2 separate regions of the Homo sapiens genome follow, and region 1 is linked to region 2. A link is a contact called in ENCODE Hi-C or POLR2A ChIA-PET data. All regions are on one chromosome and are shown on one strand. The core of a region is the stretch at or near the end of the contact, and the rest is flanking DNA. Distances in the headings are between cores, read along the strand shown. Region 1 overlaps DOP1B (DOP1 leucine zipper like protein B). Region 2 overlaps DOP1B (DOP1 leucine zipper like protein B).

Region 1 (6,744 bases), core at 1-2,500, 55 kb before region 2:
CTGAGCCCGATCCCACTGTCCTCAGACTTCAGAGGGGGAAACGAAGCATCTTCGTCACCGGGAATCACTGCCTTTGTTTCCAAAATTATTTTGCCGTTTTCACCTTTTACTGGACTCTGTAAAAAATAAAAAGATGTGAATTGTGCATCTCTTAACACCAAGCTATTTAAGTATCAGTTGAAATCATGAATGTATTTCAATTCTGTTTTTCAAAATCATCACTCTCCAGACTAGAGAATCCCTGTGTTAAGTGTATAATGAAATTTAGGAGGCACCCAAAGCAGGAGAAGGAGAGCGGTGGGTAGCAAAGAGGAGGCTGGTACACCCACATGCTCTCTGGGGAGGCTGGCTTTTGGGCCTATTTTTCTTGTGTTTTTGTCTAAATATATAACCCCTTTAGAGTTCAAAAAAGTTGTTTAAGAATTGTTTCTGCCAGGCGTGGTGGCTCAAGCCTGTAATCCCAGCACTTAGGGAGGCTGAGGCGGGCGGATCACCTGCCACAATTCTCTGGACAACAGAGCGAGAACTGTTTCCGACAAATTAACAAATATGAATGAGGAAACTGAGCTGAGGGTAAAATAAAGGTATGAAGAAATAAAATAAGGCCAGGTGTGGTGGCTCATGCCTGTAATCCCAGCACTTTGGGAGGATGAGGTGGGTGGATCTCCTGAGGTCAGGAGCTCAAGACCAGCATGGCCAACATGGTGAAACCCCATCTCTACTAAAAATACAAAAAATTAGCCAGGCATGGTGGTGGGTGCCTGTAATCCCAGCTACTTGGGAGGCTGAGGCATGAGAATCGCTTGAACCCATGAGGTGGAGGTTGCAGTGAGCCAAAATCATGCCACTGCACTCCAGCCTGGGCGACAGAGAGAGACTCTGTCTCAAAAAAAAAAAAAAAAAAGGTAAAGCAAGTCAGAGAATAGTGTACGTTATGGGTTGAACGGTGTCCCCCAAAAATAGGTTGAAGTCCTAACTCCCAATACCTGTGAATGTGACCTTAATTTGAAAATAGAGTCTCTGCAGATGATCCAATTAAGATGAGATCATTAGAGTGGGCCCAAATCCAGTAGGACTGGATTTATAAAAAGGAGAGATCTGGACACAGAGACAGACATGCACACAGGTTGACAGCCAAGTGAACATAAAGGCCGAGACTGGGCTGATGCCTGGACAAGCCGAGGAATGCTGAATATTGCCAGCAAACCACCAGAAGCTCGGGGGAGGCATGAGACAGACTCTTTTTCCCCAGTGCACTCAGGAGGTGCCAACCTTGCTGACACCTTCGTGTCAGGCCCTGGCCTTCAAAACCATGAGAAAACAAGTGTCTGTTGTGGAAGCCACCCAGTCTGTGGTACTTTATTATGGCAGTCCCAGCAAACTAATCCAGTACCTCATCTCGCTTATATTCGAAATAACCAAAATCACATGCCACAAACACACACATAAAACAGTGCAGGGCTAGTTATAACTAGCCCATTAACTGTAGTTACATAGTTATTAACTGTATCTAACCATTAACTGCAGTTACAGAGCAGGCAAGTAGCATGAGAATGGGTGAAACAAAGGGTGCTAAACTTAAAAATTTTTTTTTGTAGAGACAGGGTCTTGCTCTCACTCAGGCTGGAGTGCAGCCGTGCAATCATGGCTCACTGCAGCCTCAACCTGTTGGGCTCAAGCGATCCTCCCACCTCAGCCTCCTGAGTAGATGGAACTACAGGTGAACACCACCATGCCTTTTTATTTTATTTTATTTTATTTTATTTTATTTTATTTTATTTTATTTTATTTATTTATTTTGAGACAGAGTCTCACTTTTTCGCCTAGGCTGGACTGCAGTGGCACTATCTCGGCTCACTGCAAGGTCTGCCTCCTGGGTTCACGCTGTTCTCCTGCCTCAGCCTCCTGAGTAGCTGGGACTACAGGCGCCCGCCACTGCACCCGGCTAATTTTTTGTATTTTTAGTAGAGGCAGGGTTTCACCATGTTAGCCAGGATGGTCTTGATCTCCTGACCTCATGATCTGCCCGCCTCGGCCTCCCAAAGTGCTGGGATTACAGGCGTGAGCCACCGCGCCCAGCCCTTATTTTTATTTATTTTTTTTTTTGAAACGGAGTCTTGCTCTGTTGCCCAGGCTTAAGTGCAGTGGCGTGATGGCTCACTGCAACCTCCGCCTCCCAGGTTCAAGAGATTCTCCAGCCTCAGCCTCCCAAGTAACTGGGACTACAGGCATGTGCCACCATGCCTGGCTAATTTTTGTATTTTTAATAGAGATGGGGTTTTGCCATGTTGGTTGGGCTGGTCTTGAATTCCTGACTTCAGGAGATCCACCCGCCTCAGCTTGCCAAAGTGCTGGGATTACAGGTGTGGGCCACTGTACTTGGCCTAATTTTTATTTTGTAGAGAGATGAAGGCTTGCTATGTTGCCCAGGCTGGTCTCGAACTCCTGGGCTCAAGCAATCCTCCTGCCCCAGTCTCCGAAAGTGTTGGTATTACAGGTGTGAGCCATTGTACCATGCCAGGTGCTAAAACCTTTTAAAGTGAGGGTTTTACAAGCATATTTGACATATCACCTGGGTATCTTCTCATCTTTATTCCTATCCTAACCAACCCTAAAGACTTTCTACTCCCAGGAAGGCATAAGCTGCTTTTAGCCCCCAGAACCATTTCTGCCCCTCAGAGTACACACCGAGGTTCCGCTGGTGGACTCCGTGTCGAGGTAGGAAGGAGGCATCTGGACTTTGCTGAGCACCTTGAAACACGTCTTCAAGGCATGCGTGAGTTCAGGTAAACTTAAGGCCTCCATGTCCTCAGCAAGAGGCTGCACCAGGCAGCCGAGCACCTGAGGGAGATACTGGGTTTGCACCTCAGAGTAAAGTTCCTGTGAAATAAACGTGTAGGTTAACCCCACAATGTTGGTTCACAATCAGAAAAACAATGCATCTCAAAATGGCATCTAATTCAATTTTTTAGGGCATAAATTTCACACTAATTTTCTTTCTTTCTTTCTTTCTTTTTTTTTGACAGAGTCTTGCTCTGTAGCCCAGGCTGGAGTGCAGTGTCGCGATCTCGGCTCACTGCAAGCTCAGCCTCCCGGGTTCACGCCATTCTCCTGCCTCAGCCTCCCGAGCAGCTGGGACTACAGGTGCCCACCACCACGCCCGGCTAATTTTTTGTATGTTTAGTAGAGATGGGGTTTCACCGTGTTAGCCAGGATGGTCTCGATCTCCTGACTTTGTGATCCATCCACCTTGGCCTCCCAAAGTGCTGGAATTACAGGCGTGAGCCACCGTGCCTGACCCACATTAATTTTCTTTTTTATTTTATTTTATTTTATTTATTTATTTATTTATTTTTTTGAGATGAAGTCTCACTCTGTCACCCAGGCTGGAGTGCAGTGGTGTGATCTCGGCTCACTGCAAGCTCTGCCTCCCAGGTTCACACCATTCTCCTGCCTCAGCCTCCTGAGTAGCTGGGACTACAGGCGCCCGCCACCACACCCGGCTAACTTTTTGTATTTTTTTTAGTAGAGACGGGGTTTCACCGTGTTAGCCAGGGTGGTCTCAATCTCCTGACCTTGTGATCCGCCCACCTCGGCCTCCCAAAGTGCTGGGATTACAGACGTGAGCCACCATACCATATTAATTTTCAAATCAGAAAACAAAAGAAGACTAGGCGTAGTGGCTCATGCCTATAATCCCAGCCAGCACCTTGGGAGGCTGATGCAGGGAGATTGCTTGAGCTCAGGAGTTCGAGACCAGCCTGGGCAACACAGTGAGACCCCATCTCTACAAAAAATACTAAAACTATCCAGATGTGGTGGCACATGCCTGTGGTCTCAGACACTTGGGAGGCTGAGGTGGGAGGATTGCTTGAGCCTGGGAGGATGAGGCTACAGTGAGCTGAGATCATGCCACTGCACTCCAGCCTGGGTGACAGTGAGGCTCTATCTCAAAAAAGAGAAAAGAGGATGGGCATGGTGGCTCACATCTGTAATCCCAGCACTTTGGGAGGCCGAGGCTGGTGGATCGCCTGAGGTCAGGAGTTCAAGACCAGCTTGGCCAATATGGTGAAACCCTGTCTCTACTAAAAATACAAAAAATTAGCTGGGCGTAGTGGCAGGTGCCTGTAATCCCAGCTACCTGGGAGGCCGAGGCAGGAGAATCACTTGAACCCCAGAGGCGGAGGTTGCAGTGAGCCGAGATCACACCATTGCACTCCAGCCTGGACAACAAGAGCAAAACTCTGTCACAGGAGAAAAAAAAAAAAAGAGAGAGAGAGACAGAGAAAAGAAAAGAACATTTCTATTGTTTTTGTTTGAGACTGGATCATGTTATGCTGTCCAGGCTGGTCTCAAATTCCTGGGCTCAAGCAATGCTCCAATCTCAGCCTCCTGAGTAGCTGGGAATTACGAGCGCATACCACAGAGCTAGGCTCGGTATTTCAATTTGATCTAGACAAATCAAGGATGTTACTCCTCTCCTTGCAAGTGGCTTTACACTTTCTAATAAAAAATAAAATTGGCACGTTTCTACATTAAGGAAATTAGTTTCCTTTGAGAAAATTAGCCAACAGCACAATTTTAACTAGGAAATGTATTGACTCTTTCCCTAAAGTAACTGTAGTACGGGAATGATACCCAGTTCTTCAGCTGGTTGACCTAACTTCAGCTTTGCCCACTTACAACTGGCCCAAAAGTTATAGCCCCTTTTAAATAAGACATTAAAAATTTAAGAGATTACATCCAGCTATATCTTTTATGCCAAAACAAACATCAAAACAGTGTTGCATATTTATGTAAAACATTTTCAGTAATGTGAGGTTGATAAAGCAGGCCATCACCACCAGTAAGAATGTAAATAATAGCAGGCGTTGAGATGTCCCTTCCCCAGCACTCACCAAAGGAATGACATCCAGCAGGAAGACCAGGAGGGCGCAGAGCTCCGAGACCGTGGGGGGAGGGCTGACGCTGTTCCTCACGCTGTAACGCTGCTTCACTGGTCTATAAATCACAGCAAAGAAAAAATCCATTCTTTGGCCAGGCATGGAGGCTCACACCTATAATCTTAACACTTTGGGAGGCCGAGATGGGTGGACTGTCTGAGCTCAGGAGTCTGAGACCAGCCTGGGCAACATGGTGAAACCCCATCTCTACTAAAGTACAAAAAAATTAGCCAGGTGTGGTGGCCCACGCCTGTAGTCCTAGCTACTTGGGAGGCTGAGGCATGAGAATTACTTGAACCCGGGAGGCAGAGGTTGCAGTGAGACAAGATCGCACCACTGCACTCCAGCCTGGGTGACAGAGCAAGACTCTGTCTCAGAAAAAAAAAAAAAATCAATTCTTCTTCCTGCGGTAAGTCCAAGCATTTCTTACAATTTCCAGTAACGTTATTCTACTTCAAACATAATGGAAGGCAGCTTTTGTAGTTCTCATAACTAAATTTTGGTGACTAAAAGTATCTAACATGTAGAAGTGTCAATAAGTGTCCTGAATCTGTTGGTGTCCAAACAGATTCCCTCTGACTTGAACTCTACCAATTCAGGTGTCTCCCAGGAGACCTGGAGTACCATCGACAGATGTAATCCCAAGTCCCCAGTCCAAGCCCAAAAGCACGATCCAAGGGAACGAGGCTGGGCTGGAGAACACCACAGTCCACATGGCTGTTCACCCTGCTGTAGGAGTGGCCTGGGACTACTCCTCTCCAAGTAATTCCAGGAGTTTATCAGCACCTGAGTTGCCTAGAAAGTTTCAGCTTCTGTAGAGAAGTGTAACCCCACCAATCAACTATTGTTAGTTGCTTATCTTATACTGAAATTCAAGACTTCTTTTAAAATAAACAGGCTACTAGATAAATGGGTAAGTTAAAAAGTATCTATTGCTTTTCATCTCATAACCCTGGGATGAATAAATTAACTGTAATAGGATCCACAGGCAACAGCAAAGCCATGTTACACTGAAGACAGACATTAATCTCAGGACAGGGATTAACTCTGGGATGAAAAGAGGACAAAATGTTGCAAAGATGGAGAGTCAGCTCTATCTGGGTAGAAACATTTTATTCTTTTTTTTTTTTTAATAACCAGGATGGCCAGATGCGGCGGCTCATGCCTGTAATCCCAGCAATTTGGGAGGCCAAGGCGGGTGGATCACTTGAGGTCAGGAGTTTGGGACCAGCCTGGCCAACATGGTGAAACCCTGTCTCTACTAAAAATACAAAAATTAGCTGGGTGTGGTGGCGTGCACCTGTAGTCGCAGTTACTTGGGAGGCTGAGCCTGTAGTCTCAGCTATTTAGGAGGCCAGGATGGGAGGATCGCTTGAACCTGGGAGGCAGAGGTTGCAGTGAGCTGGGATCGTGCCAGTGAACTCCAGTCTCGGTGAGAGACAGAGACTCCGTCATAAAATAAAAAATAACATAACAACCAGGCTGACCAAAGCATACTCTAACCTCAATATAATATGGCCTTGCTGTTGCCTGTGGATCCAATTGCAATTAACTTATTTTTCCCAGGGTTGTGAGCTTATTTGGGCAGAAAAGTGTAGTGGTAGCAGCTGAGAAGTAAGACTCTGAAACAGCCAAGAGCATTACAGTGGAGATGAACAAGAAATAAGTTTTACAGCATGCCTCAGGACAAAACAGGGTTTGAGACATGACCTTATTCCTCCCGTAAAGAAAATGGCATGGGAAAGGGCTCTCCAGGAAAGCTCGGTATTCCTGGGGTACGCCACTGCAAACAATTTAGGGG
Region 2 (6,856 bases), core at 1,112-3,611:
CTTGTTCTAGGCACTGAGCATGCAGGGTCTGGCCAGCAGGGATAAGGAGTGCAGAGTCAACTGTGGCAGCAGCACCAAGGCTCCAGTGGGGGAGGAAGGCTGAAAGGGCCACCCCCAGCAGACATGTAGGATACCCCCACAATGCAGTGCCCCATAAATAAGCTGGTGCAGAGCTCTTGGCATGCGGTGGAGGGGGCACAAATCACCTGGAACGCTTTCCTGACTCAGCAGTTCTGGGTGCTTAACTGTATCACCACACACACACACACACACACACACGCACACACACCCCAAAGTCGAAGCTCCTCACTGGGCTCCTGGATCAAGAACAAGACTAAAGAAATCACACTTCCTCTGTTCCTCCACAAGGTGTGTGATAAAAGACCATCTGGGCTTCTACCAGAGATCAGCTTTGTAAACAGGTGACAGGTGGAGAGACAGCCTGCACCTCCTCATCACATTCTGTCATGGCTGAACTGTATCCCTCTCAAACTCCTATGGCAAAGCCCTTCCTGACCTCCACCTGAGACTGGGACTGTATTTAGAGACAGGTTCTTTTTCTTTTTCTTTTCTTTCTTTTTTTTGAGACAGAGTCTCACTCTGTTGCCCAGGCTAGAGAACAGCAGTGCCATCTTGGTTCATTGCATCCTCCACCTTCTGGGTTCAAGTGATTCTCCTGCCTCAGCCTCCTGAGTAGCTGGGATTACAGGCATGCGCCACCATACCCAGCTCGTTTTTATATTTTCAATAGAAACAGGATTTCACCATGTTGGCCAGGCTGGTCTTGAACTCCTGACCTCAAGTGATCCACCCATCTTGGCCTCCCATAGGCCAAGGGATTACAAGCATGAGCCACCATACCCGGCCGGAGACAGGATTTTTAAATAGGTAATCAAAGTAGAATGAAGCAGTTAGGGTGAGCCCTAATGCAGTCTGACTGGTGTCCTTGTAAGAAGAGGAAATCTGGGCCAGGCGTGGTGGCTCACGCCTGTAATCCCAGCACTTTGGGAGGCCGAGGCGGGCGGATCACTTAAGGTCAGGAGTTCGAGACCAGCCTGGCCAACATGGTGAAACCACATCTCTACTAAAAATACAAAAATTAGCTGGCTGTGGTGGCAGGCACCTGTAATCCCAGCTACTTTGGAGGCTGAGGCAGAAGAATCGCTTGAATCTGGGAGGTGAAGGTTGCAGTGAGCCAAGATCGTGCTACTGCACTCCAGCCTGGGCAACAAAGTGAGACTCCATCTCAAAAAAAAAAAAGAAGAAGAAGAAGAAATCTGGATACAGATACACCCAGAGGGATGATCCTGTGAGGACCCAGGGAGAAGACACCATCTCCAAGCCAGGCAGCGAGGCCTCAGAAGAACCAACCCTGCCGACACGTTGATATTGGACTTCTGGCTTCCAGAACTGTGAAACAAAACAATCTGTTGTTTAATCCACTCTGCCAGTGGTATTTTGTTATGGCAGCCCTAGCAGACTAACACAGACTCCAGGCTGAAGAGGATTTATGTGAACTAATACTAGTCAACAGGGAAGAGGAGTTGATTCAGGCAGGGGTAAAAAATCAGGATCCCGGCCAGGCACGGTGGCTCACGCCTATAATTCCAGCACTTTGTGAGGATCACTCGAGCTCAGGAATTTGAGACCTGCCTGGGCAACATAGTGAAACCCTGTCTCTATGAAAAGAAAATACAAAAATTAGCCAGGCATGGTAGCGCACACATGCCTGTAGTCTCAGCTACTTGGGAGGCTGAGGCAGGAGGATGGCCTGAGCCCAGGAGGCAGAGGTTGCAGTAAACTGAGATCATGCCATTGCACTCCAGCCTCAAAAAAAGAAGAAGGATTCTGTTGGACTCACCCAAGTTTTTATTAATTTATTTATTATTTTGGTTTTTGGTTACCCAGGCTGGAGTGCTGGAGTGCAGTGGTGCAATCTCGGCTCACTGCAACCTCCGCCACCCAGGTTCCAGAAATTCTCTTGCCTCAGTCTCCCAAGTAGCTGGGATTACAGGTGCCTGCCATCACGCCCGGCTAATTTTTGCATTTTTAGTAGAGACGGGGTTTCGCCATGTCAGCAAGGCTGGTCTCAAACTCCTGACCTCAAGTAATCCACCCACCTTGGCCTCCCAAAGTGCTGGGACTACACACGTGAGCCACCACGCCTGGCCTCTCACCAAGTTTTTAGGTAAAGAGTTCTTGCAGCCGATCTGTAAAGGGCTGGAGTAGTTCACTAGGTCTCCAAGCTCCAACCCGTGTTCTTCCCACCACACTGCAGCACTAATTCTGAAACACACCATCAGGAGGCTCTGCTTTAAACAGGAGGTGCTTGTAGCTAACTGATGAAGACTCCGGAAGCTGAACTGTGTGACACCACAGACCTCATGCTGCCCTTCCTGTTCATGGCTGCTCTGTGAAACCGTAGTGTGTCATCAGATAAAAGCAGCGAAAAAACAAAAAACAAAAAAAACTGGTTCATTTAGGACCATTATAACTTTTTTTTTTTTTTAAAGAGCTTTAATGATAAGATTTTTAAATCCAGAGTTAATTTATTTCTATTAGCCTTCACTTCCAAAATCAAAGCTGTAAATCAGGCTTGGTAGAGCACCTGGGTTCAGGGCTCAAAAGGGCACTTGATGAAAATGTTTTTCTTGGGCCGGGCGCGGCGGCTCACGCCTGTAATCCCAGCACTTTGGGAGGCCGAGGCGGATGAATCATGAGGTCAGGAGATCGAGACTATCCTGGCTAACACGGTGAAACCCCGTCTCTACTAAAAATACAAAAAAAATTAGCCGGGTGTGGTGGTGGGCGCCTGTAGTCCCAGCTACTCGGGAGGCTGAGGCAGGAGGATTGCTTGAACCCAGGAGGCGAAGCTTGCAGTGAGCCAAGACGGGGCCGCTGCACTCCAGCCTGGGCGACAGAGCAAGACTCCATCTCAAAAAAAAAAAAAAAGATAAACTATTCTCTAACACAGAAAAATTCTAAAAATGATGCTGAAACATTGAGCAAGTTTGAAAATGATACCATTAGAATCTGTCTACAGCTGGACATACCAAGACCTTCTGGGAACCAGTTTTCTTAGTTGAAAAAAGGGTTGACTGGATGAGTCTTCTCCTCCAAATCTAAGTTTTATGCATTATAACATTTAGTTACCTACCTTAAAAAAAAGAATGTTGACCCTAAGCTTTTGTGTCCTATATCATTGTTTAAATCTGTATTATAAAGAATTTTGCTAATTCAACTCTCAACTCTTTTTTGAGACAGAGTCTTCCTCTGTCCCCAAGGCTGGAGTGCAGTGGTGCAATCTTGGCTCACTGCAACCTCTGCCTCCCAGGTTCAAGCGATTCTCCTGCCTCAGCCTCCCAAGTAGCTGGGACTACAGGCATTCGCCACGATGCCTGGCTAATTTTTTTTATTTTTAATAGAGACAGGGTTTCACCATGTTGGCCAGGCTGGACTCAAACTCCTGACCTCAGGTTATCCACCTGCCTCAGCCTCCCAAAGTGCTGGGATTACAGGGGTGAGCTACTGCGCCCCGCCCAACTCTCAACTCTTACTCACTGAATTTCTGTGCATAAGTCCAAGAAATGTGACGATCACCAAAGCCTTAAAAAAATTCCTTTTTTTTTTTGAGCCAGGGTCTCACTCTGTCACCCAGGATGGAGTGCAGTGGTGCAAGAGCTCCAGGCTGAGGCTCCAGGGATCCTCCCACCTCAGGCTTCTGAGTAGCTGGACTACAGGTGTGCACCACCATGGCCAGATAATTTTTGTAGTTTTGGAGAGACAAGGTTTTGCCATGTTGCCCAAGCTGGTCTGAAACTCCTGGGCTCAAGTGATCCTTCTGCCTTCAGCCTCCCAAAGTGCTAGGATTACAGGCATGCATCACTGCACCCAGTGAAGAAAATTCTTTATTCATACCAACTCCTATCAGGGACCCTTGAATGCAGAAGTTGCAAGTTTCACAGAACCAAGTATTCCTGATGCTGATCAAGATGTGCTCCCTCCAGCACCATCCAAACCCTCCACATCCAGTAACGGCAGGAACTGATCTCAGGCCTAATGGTGCGGGCATCCACACTGGCTCTTGTGCTTGCTGACGGCCCGGGGAATTCTTGGAATGGGTGAGGCAGAGGTTCCCTTGCTCACAGCCTCCCTGGGAGGAAGCTCAGTGGCTTCCCCTCCCCGCCAGAGCAAAATCCTATCAGTGGCCTGACCCTGCTGTATCTCTGGTCACTCTGTCCTCTGGCTACTCCTGTCCCCTTCCCATGCCTTGGACACAGGCCCATGCCCCAGATTGCCCTTCCCACCAGCTTGCTCACTTCACCCCAACCTCTGCTTTAAGGTCACGCTGTCAGTGTCCTCTCTGTCTAAAATAGCACTCCCTCCTCCTTCCTCCATACCCCACTTCCCCAGTTTATTTTTCTTCTTAGCATTCAGCATCTGACATCACACAGTCATCTGTCGTCTGTCTCTCGCCAAGAAAGCGTCATTTCTTTCCATGAGAGCAGGGGCTTAGTGTTCAATGCCTTATCCCCAGCACTGAGGTGTTAACAGATCTTGTCCTACCACTGTCATAGCATTCTAGGGCTGCTATAACGAAGTGCCACACACCAGGTGGCTTCAACAACAGAAATGTATTCTCTCATGTTAAGTCTGAAATCAAGGTGTCAAGAGAGCGGCTTTCTTCTGAAGGCTGCATAGACAATCTGTCCCGTGCCTCTCCCCCCGCTGCTAGGAGTTTGCTGTCATTCTTTGGCACTTCTTGGCTTGTAGATGCATCTTTCTGGTCTCTGCCTTCATCCTCACATGGTGCCTTCCCTCATGCATGTCTGTGTCTACATTTCCCCTTTTTCATCAGGACACCAGTCACACTGGATTAGGGCCACCCCCTAATGACCTCCTCTAGCTCGATTAGCTCTGTAAAGATGCTGTTTCCAAATCAAGTTACATACTGAGGTACTAAGGGTTAAGACTCCAGGGTTTCTTTCACGGAGGCCAAAATTCAATCCATAATAACCACTCAGTTGCCATAAGACACTGGGCAAGTAGGTTAGCCTTCATCGGTAAAATGGGCCTAATAATTGCGCCTACTGCATTTGGGTGATGGAGACAGGGTCCCTGGCAGCAAAGAAGCACAGCCCTTTCCCCTTACGTAAGCTATACAGATACTGACATGAAGAAGGCTGGAGGCTCTGCTCATGAGCATGGGCCTTGGAACCAGGCTGGTCGGGGTCTGAGCCCTCTCTCTGCCACTGGCTGGCAGTGGCCTTGCACAAGTGGTTGAACCTGAGACGGATCTCAAGATACATTTTAAGTATTATACAATAATGCACGTCAACTCCTTAGCACGCAGTGAGCTCTCCATGAATGTCAGCGGCCTCAGGCAAAGCAGAGGTAGGGACTGACAGCATCACCTTTGTCCCAACCGTATCTTGCAAATTCTTCAAGGTGGCTGCTTAAACTCAACAGTTAATCACAGCAGCAGGGAACAAGAAATGAGATCCAAGAGGAGACCCTTGGGATGGGAATCCTCAGGTAACAACTCTAACAAAGTTATGTCTTTTTTTTTTTTTTTGAAACAGGGTTTTGTTCTGTCACTCAGCACTACGTGCTGCAGCGTAGTGGCATGATCATGCTCACTGCAGCCTTGATCTCCTGGGCTCAAGCGATCCTCCTACTTCAGCCTCCTAAGTAGCTGGGAGGACAAGCAAGCACTACCACGGCTGGATAATTATAAATAAATAAATAATAATTTTATATATATATATTTATTTATTTATTTAGACAGAGTCTCACTCTGTCACCCAGGCTAGAGTGCAGTGGCACGATCTCAGCTCACTGCAACCTCTGCCTCCCGGGTTCAAGCAATTCTCCTGCCTCAGCCTCCTGGGTAGCTGGGACTACAAGTGCATGCCACCATGCCCAGCTAATTTCTGTATTTTTAGTAGAGATGGGGTTTCACCATGTTGGCCAGGGTGGTCTCCATCTTTTGACCTCATGATCTGCCGGCCTCGGCCTCCCAGAGTGCTGGGATTACAGGCATGAGCCACCGCGCCAGGCCTAGAATAGAAATTTCTTCCAAAAAGATACACAAATGCCCAAAAAGCATATGAAAAGGTGCTCAAAATTATTAGTCATTAGGGAAATGCAAATCAAAACCACAGGGAGAGCTCTACCGGTGGAATTTGATTGTGTGATGTCTCACAGAAAGTTCTCCACTCCCAGACATGGGTCCCTCTGCTTCCTGCCATAGGAGTGAAGAAATAGGCAACGTGGGAAGGTGAAGAGCTTCCCTAAGGATGACCCTTCCAAGCTGGTCAACGTCACAGCCTTCCTGGGATACAAGGCTGGCATGACCCACATCACACGGGAAGTCGACAGGCCAAGATCCAAGGTGAAAGTGAAGGAGGTGGTAGAGGCCATGACTACTGTGGAGACACCACCTATGGTGGTTGTGGGCATTGCGGGCTACGTGGAAACCCCTTGAGGCCTCCGGACCTTCAAGGCCATCTTTGCTGAGCACATCAACGATGAGTGCAAAAGGTGTTTCTCTAACAACCGGCATAAATCTAGGAAGAAGGCCTTTACCAAGTACTGCAAGAAATGGCAGGATGAGGATGGCAAGAAGCAGCTGGAGAAGACTTCAGCAGCATGAGGAAGCACTGCCAAGTCACCCGCCTCGCTGCCCACACCCAGACGCGCCTACTTCCTCTGCGCCAGAAGAAGGCCCAGCTGATGGAGATCCAAGTGAACGGAGGCACCATGGCTGAGAAGCTGGACTGAGCCCAGGAGGGGCTACAGCAGCAGGTACCTGTGAACCAAGCGTTTGGGCTGGACGAGATGATCGACATCATCG

The links. Hi-C counts contacts between places; a loop is a spot of excess contacts on that map. ChIA-PET counts read pairs that join two places held with the same protein, here RNA polymerase II (POLR2A).
Region 1: a loop to region 2 is called in a map of mammary epithelial cell, with 2.2 times the contacts of the local background. The contact joins two enhancer-like sites. A Hi-C loop is called at or near these places in 2 of 168 maps with a recorded cell type or tissue (astrocyte of the cerebellum and mammary epithelial cell). POLR2A ChIA-PET finds 5 or more read pairs at or near these places in 4 of 52 experiments (A673, GM12878, activated CD4-positive, alpha-beta T cell and 1 more).

Annotation. Positions count from the first base shown.
Region 1 is chr21:36,223,822-36,230,565 of GRCh38, reverse strand. It overlaps DOP1B (DOP1 leucine zipper like protein B), which reads right to left. Exons shown (of 37, transcript NM_001320714.2): 12 at 4,899-5,001; 13 at 2,689-2,880; 14 at 1-116. Among named protein-coding and RNA genes, the nearest start is that of DOP1B, 70 kb to the right of the region's middle. Within about 2 kb of position 1,250, at least 3 of the 41 ENCODE cell types and tissues checked have a DNase peak (open chromatin) inside an H3K27ac peak, as active enhancers do.
Region 2 is chr21:36,169,521-36,176,376 of GRCh38, reverse strand. All of the region lies in intron 2 of DOP1B (DOP1 leucine zipper like protein B), which reads right to left. It also overlaps the pseudogene RPL3P1. Among named protein-coding and RNA genes, the nearest start is that of DOP1B, 16 kb to the right of the region's middle. Within about 2 kb of position 2,361, at least 7 of the 41 ENCODE cell types and tissues checked have a DNase peak (open chromatin) inside an H3K27ac peak, as active enhancers do.